2 separate regions of the Homo sapiens genome follow, and region 1 is linked to region 2. A link is an interaction called in ENCODE POLR2A ChIA-PET data of the cell type or tissue named here. Cell type or tissue: PC-9. All regions are shown on one strand. Each heading gives the region's core, and the rest is flanking DNA. Links, peaks and the distances in the headings are about the cores only.

Region 1 (4,396 bases), core at 174-4,173, 75 kb after region 2:
GATTTCAGTAAAGTTTCAGGATACAAAATCAAGGTACAAAAATCAGTAGCATTTCTACACAAATAACGTTCAAGCTGAGAGCCCAATCAAGAATACAATCCCGAACTCCCAGCCTGGCCAGCATGGTGAAACCCCATCTATACTAAAAATACAAAAAAAAAAAAAAAAAAAAAAAATTAGCCAGGCATGGTGGTGGGCACCTGTAATCCCAGCTACGTGGGAGGCTGAGGCAGGAGAATCACTTGAACCCAGGAGGCGGAGGTTGCAGTGAGCCGAGACTGTGCCATTGCACTCCAGCTTGGGCAACAAGAACAAAACTCTGTCTCAAAAACAAAAAAAAAAGAATGTAATCTCATTTACAATAGACACACACACACACACACACACACGCACACAAACACACATACACACACACACACACACACACAAAACTAGGAATACATCTAACCAAGCAGGTAAAAGATCTCTACAAGGAGAACTATAAAATACTGCTGTAAGAAATTACAGATGACATAAACAAATGGGAAAACATTCTATGGTCGTGGATTAGAAGAATCAATACCTTTAAAATGGCCATATTGCCCAGAGTAATCTACAGAATCAATGCTATTCTTACCAAGCTATCAACATCATTTTTCACAGAATTAGCAAAAAAACTATTCTAAAATTCACATGGAACCAAAAAAAGAGGTCAAATAGCCAAAGCAATCCTAAGCAAAAACGACAAAGCAGGAGGCATAACATTACCCAGCTTCAAAGTATACTATAAAGACTACAGTAACCCAAAGAGCATGGTACTGGTACAAAAATAGACACATAGACCAATGAGACAGAATAGAGAACCCTGAAATAAAGCCACACACCTACAGCCATCTGATCTTGAACAAAGTTGACAAAAATAAGCAACTGGGGAAAGGACTCCCTATCAATAGATGGTGTTAGGATCATTGGCTAGCCATATGCAGAAGAATGAAATTGGACCCTTACCTTTCACCATATAGAAAAGTTAACTCAAGATTGATTAAAACCTTAAATGTAAGACCTCAAACTATAATAGTCCTAGAAGAAAACCAAGGAAACACCATCTGGACATCAGCCTTGGGAAAGAATTTATGACTATGTCCTCAAAAGCAATTGCAACAGAAACAAAATTTGACTAGTGGGACCTAATTAAACTAAAGAGCTTCTGTACAGCAAAACAAACTATCAAAGGGTAAACAGACAATCTATAGAATGGGAGAAAATATTGCAAACTATGCATCCAACAAAGGACTAATACCCAGCATCTATAAAAACTTAAACAATTCAACAAGCAAAAAACAAATAAACCCATTAAAAAGCAGGCAAAAGATATGAACAGACACTTCCGAAAAGAAGACACACTAGTAGCCAACAAATATATGAAAAAATGCTCCACATCACTAATCATTAGAGAAATGCAAATCAAAAACACAATGAGATACCATCTCACACCAGTCAGAATGGCTATTCTTAAAAAGTCAAAAACAACACATGCTGGTGAGGCTGCAAAGAAAAGGGAATGCGTATACACTGTTGGTGGGAACGTAAATTAGTTCAGCCATGTGGAAAGCAGTCTGCAGAATTCTCAAAGAAATTAAAACACAACTACCATTTGACCCAGCAATTAAACGCCACAGAAAATAAATCATTCTACCAACAAGACACCTGCACCCTCATGTTCAGTGCAACGCTATTCACAATAGCAAAGACCTGGAATCAACCTAGGTACACATCATTGGTGGATTGAATAAGGAAAATGTGGTACATATACACCATGGAATACTCCACGGCCATAAAAAAGAACGAAATCATGTCCTTCTCAGTAATGTAGATGTAGCTGGAGGCCATTATCCTAAGTGAATTAACACAGGAACAGAAAAACAAATATTGCATGTTCTCACTTATAAGTGGGAGTTAAATATTGGGTACTCATGGATGTAAATATGGCAAAAATGGACGCTGGGGACTACCGGAAGGGGGAGGAAGGGAGGAAGGCAGGGGCTAAAAAACTACTTATTAGATACTATGCTCACTACCTGGGTGACAGGATCATTCATACTTCAAATATTAGCATCAGGCAACATACCCATGTAGCAAACCTGCACATGCACCCTCTGAATCTAAAATAAAAATTGAAATTATTTTTAAAAATTACCATAGGATGCAGTAATATATGTCCTTCTTATACATTAGTATATAGGGTAAATGGATATACATACACACTGTATAACTTAGTATATAGTATACGTTATATAGGATATCAGTTATATGTATTATAAAACATTATCACATAACATATAACTCAGCATATATGGTAATAATACATACAACTTAGTACACATGGTTATATTTATTAACACATGATATACAAAGATCTAGCCACAAGTCTAATAACTACCATAATTTCCAAGTGGTAATGGGCATAAACAGTATTTCAGGATAACTTTTCTATGTGACAGAAAAACATCCAGGGTTTTTGTTGGTGAGAAAACCACAGGTATTGCTAATGCAATTACTATGATTTGTTGTCTTCTTTCATATTTGAGGGAAATGCTAAAGCTCAAACAGGGATTAGTAGAAACAAAGATACAATTTTTTTGTTTTCCATCCGAGTTCAGGGGTGCTCTGAGTTTTATCTGTAGACTCTCAGATTCAGAAACCCTGTTCTAGAAAAATGCCAAGAAAAGGTCAGGGCTGAAGGGGGAGATGTGTTGGCTATGGGGGTAAGAAGCCTGAGAAAGGATTTTTTTTGCTTCGCTGAGTCACTAATTACAAGGCAGCCTGCCCGTCCTTTCACACTAAGCTGACTTTTCACAAAAAGGCACTTCCTCCCAGCCACAGGCTTAGAGAGGGCCTACCCAGGTCAGCAGGCAAGCAAAGCCACAGAAAGCCCCCTGAAGCCTCTCTCCCCACCAGCTTGCAGTCTCGTGGCTGATGCTCAGACAGCTCTCCTCACCTTTTGCTACCTCTTGCTTCATTTTCATCACATCTTCAAAGTCATCTGTACCTACAGGCTGCTACCAATTGCTCAGTTTTAATCCTCCCATTTTAAATCATAAGTGATTAAGAATGTAACAAAACAACAAAAAACGACTTGTACAACTTTTTTAAAGAGCTGCCTCTTCACAAAGAGTTTAATTAAGAGAGGCTTAAGATATCTGAGTTATTCTCATGGTGGGAAGTAATGGGTCGAAAGAACACTGGCAATAAGTCCCTATTATCTGGGTTCTGGGCCCAGTTTCAAATACATAACTCCGGTAAGTCAACCTCCTCATGTATAAAATAAGGATAAGTCAACCTTTACTTACTCATGTATTAAATAAGGATAACAGTTCTTTAAAAGAAAAAAAAATATTTGAGAACTTCTCATGTGCTAGATACTATGCTCAGTGTTTCACTTTCATTATACCACCATTTCCCAACAGGAAACCTGTTAGCTTTTGATACTCCTATTTTACAGATGAGAAAACTGAGGCACAGAGAAACTAAGTGACTTGCCCAAGTTTACAAAGCTAGTGAATGAGCAAACAGATTCCAGTCTGAGCCTGTTACATACCCTCTGCATGGCATCACTGCTGCTGGAATTTCACAGGAATATTGGTCACCAGTCGATTTTCTCCCACATCTAATTTGATAAAATTATGTAGGAGAAAATACCTTGCCTGCTGTGAAAGGCTATGTAACACATTTCATTCTTTATGACGGTACTCTGGGTACCTCCTTGCGTCAAATCTGGGTACCTCAAACTGTGGTATGGCATCCCCATGCAGTCTGTCCAATACTGCAGCTGTACTGCCCAGCTTCAAACATGCTCAGCTCTCAGCCAGTGTGCTCCTGCCAAGGACTGAAAGAATCCACTTCCCACCAGCACAGGCTGGAAAACAAAAACACCCATAAGCAAATTTGGATGTCCACCATGGGAATATGGGCTCTTAAGTAAAATGTCCCCAGGCCTCCCATCTAGGCTTAACATAGTTTTTCCACATTCTGATGCCTGGAATATAAGTTAATTCTATGCCCTGAAAGCATCCTCACTCACCTTCTTTCTTTGAAGACAATCAAGTCTACAACTCCTGCTTATTTATATGCTATTTGTTCATTTATTTCATCCAAACATCACTTTTAGTATCCAGCATTGGAAGTGATCTGTTCCATCAAAGTAGCTTAGCACCTACACTCCTTGAAAGAAGCCTTCAGGTATCAGCTCCATCATGAAACTGCCTTGAAGCCAGAAGCAAACATGGAGTGAGTTTGCTTTAACTTTCTCATGTCCTTCTTTCCTTTCACTGGACCAGGGGGTACTTCAGACTGGAAAGGACTTGACTCACAGTCACTTACTCATTTCACCAATTATGTGTTGAGCATCTATCAGGTG
Region 2 (4,396 bases), core at 156-4,155:
CAATCCAAACTTTCTATCTGGATGGGTTTGAGCAGCAAATAATTTAGAGAAGTTAGACTGTGAAAGGATCTTACTTGTCTAATAATTTAATTAGCCGAGATATTATGGGCAATTTACACTTCACTGATGACATCCCCCACTGCATGAGTTAACGCAGGGGAAGAGCGCTTTAGCAAAACGCTAGGAATGACATTTTCATATACCCCTGAGATTCCAAGGACATCAGCTCACCAGGAAAAGCCAGACAGAAATCTACATGCATGACTCAAAGTAGTCAGTTCCCACTGGTAGTTACTCATGTTGCTTCGGAGGAAAGAAGACTCTCAAATATCGAGTTTAACATAAATACGTCTGTTCCCTGTGTACTTTCCAAATTTTAAATGCTGCAAGTTCTTTCCAGACCTCTAGCTAAAAGGAAAAACAAGGTTAATTGCTCCGACCCCCGCAAAAGACCAGTGCAGACTAGCAAATACGTACATACACAAACACGCACACACAGAGCAACTTGCTCTAATTGTTTTGAGAGGGGTGCAGATTTCTCATGGAGAATCTGGCAAGCTCGCCTGCTGTGTTCCACAGCCATTTCCAACCCCGTGGACTTCTCCTCTCATTTTTTCAGTCAGTACGTAATTTAGACCTGCGAGGATTTAAACTACAGGGCTATAATTTGTTATAATGTGCGTTTCTTTACTTTCTCTCTTTTTTTTTTTTTTTCAGGACAGTTCTAAACTTCCATGGCTCTTATGAATTAAATGAAGATGTAGTAAAGACCTTAAAATGAGGCCTAAAGGAAAAAACAAAAATTCTTCCTCCTCCAGCTCCAGTTGGAGTTCCGAATGACTTCCTAATCCTGCTGTTTCTGGGCCAACCACCCCCACCTTTCTCTATTCCTTTCCTAAGAACCAACTGCATCTCAGCCTGTTCTTTCTTGGCTCTGCCAGAAGGGAGCCCTCCTGCATGCCTGGGACCACCCACAGACTGCTGGCTCTGTTTGGACAGGAGGACCCAACTGCAAAGAGGGAACATCTTGCCTGTTTCCAAAAGGGGGGTGAGTCACCTTGGTTCAAGCAGTCAGCTCTTAGCAGCAGTTACACACTCCCACCCTCACCCCCATGGCCTTACATGGCCAGAGTCTAGGTGGCATCTAGAATAGGGATGTCCAAGTGGCAGCTGATGGACCAATGCTTGGCTGGCCAGAACATAACTACCCACTGAGGTTTATGAAATACACAGATTTCCAGGGCCCGCCCCCAGAGGTTTTGATGCAGAAGGTCCTGGCATGGTAACTGAGAATCTGTCCGAGGTGACATTGATGGACAGCGAGGCTTGAGACCCACTGGTTTGGAACCAAGATACTCAAGGTAAGGTTCTCAAGGAAGTGAGATAAGGTGGAAATGTGGGAGAAGATGTGTCTCTTAACACCACTATCACAGGAGCCTTTCTGGGTGCCTTTTGAAAGAGGACTCACATACTGGGGTATGTGGAGTTGGTCAGAATAGGGTTTTTTAAAAGGTGAAAACTTTGGAATTGAACAGACTTGGCTTCCAGTTTCTCTGAAACTGACAGACCCAACTTCCAGTTCCTCCTTTGTTATTTAGGTGCTGGGAAATCTTGAACAAGTCTGAGCCTCAATTTCCTCAAATGATAAATGGGAATGGTGAGGCTGAGGATGATAAAGGATAATCACTAACAATTACATTGTGCATACTTTGTGCTGGCCACTGTTCTAATATTACAGACATCCATTTGCTGGGATGTTGAGCATGAAGTCAGATATTTCATATAACATGCTCAGCATATTGCCTTACACATTGTTAAAAAGAAGCTACTGTTATGGTTTTATGTCCTTATTTGTCCAGGAAGATAACTGCCCTTACTGTCTCCTTAGGCAGGATGCAAACTTCCACACCCCTCCAGCCAGCAGTTTCCTGGCCATGCAGCCCCCTCTCCCACCCCATCCGTGATCTAGTTTCTCATGCTGTCCCTATAACATACACCTTAAGGTTCTAGCATGAAAGGCCCTGGTTAAGATAAAACTGTTCTTATGGAATAAAATACTTTCCTGTTAGACTTCAGATATAATTTATTTTTCAGACCAATTACTTAGCAGGATCCTAAAGAGTTTAGGATAAAAAAAGAATACAAGGGAAAGCAGAAGTCAAGAGTGTAAACTGGGGTAAAATTTGCATATCCTTTCAAGTTAAGGATCTTCATCTTAGGATCATAGACACGTTGGAAAACCTATTATAATCCATGCACTCTCTCGCCAGAAAATCCTATGTGGGCATGTGCACATATAAAATATTCTGCATATAACTTCAGGAGATTCATTACACTGATGCCCATCAATGGATGCCCTTGGGAAATTGTGGCCTATAAGTTGAAAATCCAGCCTTTTAGTTCAAGGGTTAGCAAACTCTTTCTTTTCAGGGTCAGATAGTAAATCTTTTTAACTCTGGAGGTCATATGGTCTCTGTTACAACTACTCAGTCCTGCCACTGTAACGCAATAGCTGCCACATATGATAATGAAACAAATCACATGGCTGTGTTCCAATGAAACTTTATTTACAAAAACGGGCTACAGTTTGCTGACCCTTGCTTTGAGTTTTGGTATGCCACCATGAGTCATTACCCATTCAGGGAACATGTAGGGCCCCAGGCTTCCACAGAGTACAGTCTGACAAGAATGCTTTCTTCCCTGCAAGCTCCCCCAACAACCCTCTGCCCCCCTGCCCCTCCACCACCCCAGGCTTGGCTAAATACCTTCACAGCTTAGTAGTCTAGATTTCTAGGACTATGGCAGCTTCAAGGAGGTCTTGCTTCTCTCTCATTTAACTCTCTCCCCAGACCCTAAAAGTATCATGCCCTCTAAGCTGTTCTCATTAAAATCTCCTTCTATATAAATGAACCTAACGTCTAAACAGCAATGTTTTCATCCCTTGAAAATGCAGCTGCACATACATTTACAAGATTCGAGTGGAAGTGCTTAACCTAGGGGTATTGGTTCATCCCAAGTAGGTCTTGAAGGGAATAAAGAAAAAGAATAACATGGCCTAAAAACCTAGAGCAGGCCTGGGTTGTCCTAAGTAATTACATAAATTACTTAAGTGGGGTTACCATAGGTTAGAAAATCGCCTTATTAGTTTTGACAAATTTCATGAGAAAACGCTGCATCTTTAGATGCGGCATGATTAAAACATAATCTGCAGACGGCAGGAAGAGAACAGCCACTCCATTTTCCCCTGTGGTCATGTTTTTTTAAAGAACCTTTTAAATAATAGACACGGTTGTAATCAGATGCTACCCAAAGATAGATATGACATTATTAACCATGGAGAAGAGCCTGTTTCTCATCCCTCCTCTGCTAGATTTGCGCTATCCAACACACAGGATATACATCTGGGCTGATAATTAAACATGTTTAATGTTCATCGTAGCTGTTCTATGGAACGTGTTGCCACAGACTGCCTTTTGTATCCTTAGCTTGGACTTACTCTCGGATGAATGTGTGAGTGGGATGTGGGTGAAGTCACCTTGCCAACCAGACAGAAAGACAAAAATCACTTGATTCAAGAACCGTTTGCAGTTTTTCAGCCCAACTCCCAGCTCTCTTTCTTCATTTCCCAGGAATCTTTTCTTAATGTAAAATATCTTCCTGTTGACATGACAGGGAGAGTGGGGGGAAGGCTGGTTTTCATCCAGAGGAAACTGCTGGCTAAAGAACAGTAACTTGAAGTAGAGGAGTCTGAACCCCAAACCACACATGACAAGATGAGCACATTGAGTGTCCCATTTAGTCTGTGATTCAGATGTCTGAGTTCCTCTTACAGATATCTTCTCAGCTACATCATACAATTAAAAAACCCCCTCCATGACCTAACTATTGTAAATTCTTCAGTTCACTCAATTTAAAAACCTTCCAGGGAGCTTCAGCGTGAACAAGAGGCTATTTTTACAGCACCCCCAGGCATGCAAAGTGTTAGAAAAAAGCATCATCCCTCATGGGTCAATTAATTTAGAGGTCAGCTACCTCACCACCTGAAAAGATATATTTGTCTGTCCTGCAAGCATCTACAACTACAGGCAGACATTGTCCAAAGAATGGTAAACAAAGGAAACTTTTTACCCGATAAACATTTGGTCTTGATACGGGAAGTTCTCTTTTCCCAGTGGAAGCAAATGAAAATGCCACTGTTACATTTTTTCACAGGAGATGAGCCTAAAAGATGCCTTTGAGACACCAACAATCTGTATGCTGCAGGCTTTGGTATTTAACACAAGTGAAAGGGGCTTTGCCCTGCAATGGGAAGCCATGTTTGGTTTTGTTCTTAGAGATCTGTCTGAGTTTCCTAATTAGGAAGACGCCTGGAGAACATCAACAGGTCAAATATTTA

The links. ChIA-PET counts read pairs that join two places held together with the same protein. Peaks named below come from ENCODE experiments on the same cell type or tissue, not always from the same donor. Only the 100,000 strongest peaks of a DNase experiment are listed, where the experiment ranks them.
Region 1: POLR2A ChIA-PET joins it to region 2 with 5 read pairs; 2 of 35 experiments call an interaction of 5 or more read pairs at or near these places.

The regions. Positions count from the first base shown.
Region 1 is chr3:64,415,195-64,419,590 of GRCh38, forward strand. No RefSeq gene overlaps it. Among named protein-coding and RNA genes, the nearest start is that of PRICKLE2-DT, 28 kb to the right of the region's middle. In PC-9, for the core only: no CTCF peak of the experiment used is centred there; no DNase peak of the experiment used is centred there; H3K27ac peaks cover 897 bases.
Region 2 is chr3:64,340,519-64,344,914 of GRCh38, forward strand. No RefSeq gene overlaps it. Among named protein-coding and RNA genes, the nearest start is that of PRICKLE2-DT, 100 kb to the right of the region's middle. RefSeq lists an enhancer at 4,287-4,396. In PC-9, for the core only: no CTCF peak of the experiment used is centred there; a DNase peak (open chromatin) is centred at 2,613; H3K27ac peaks cover 1,548 bases.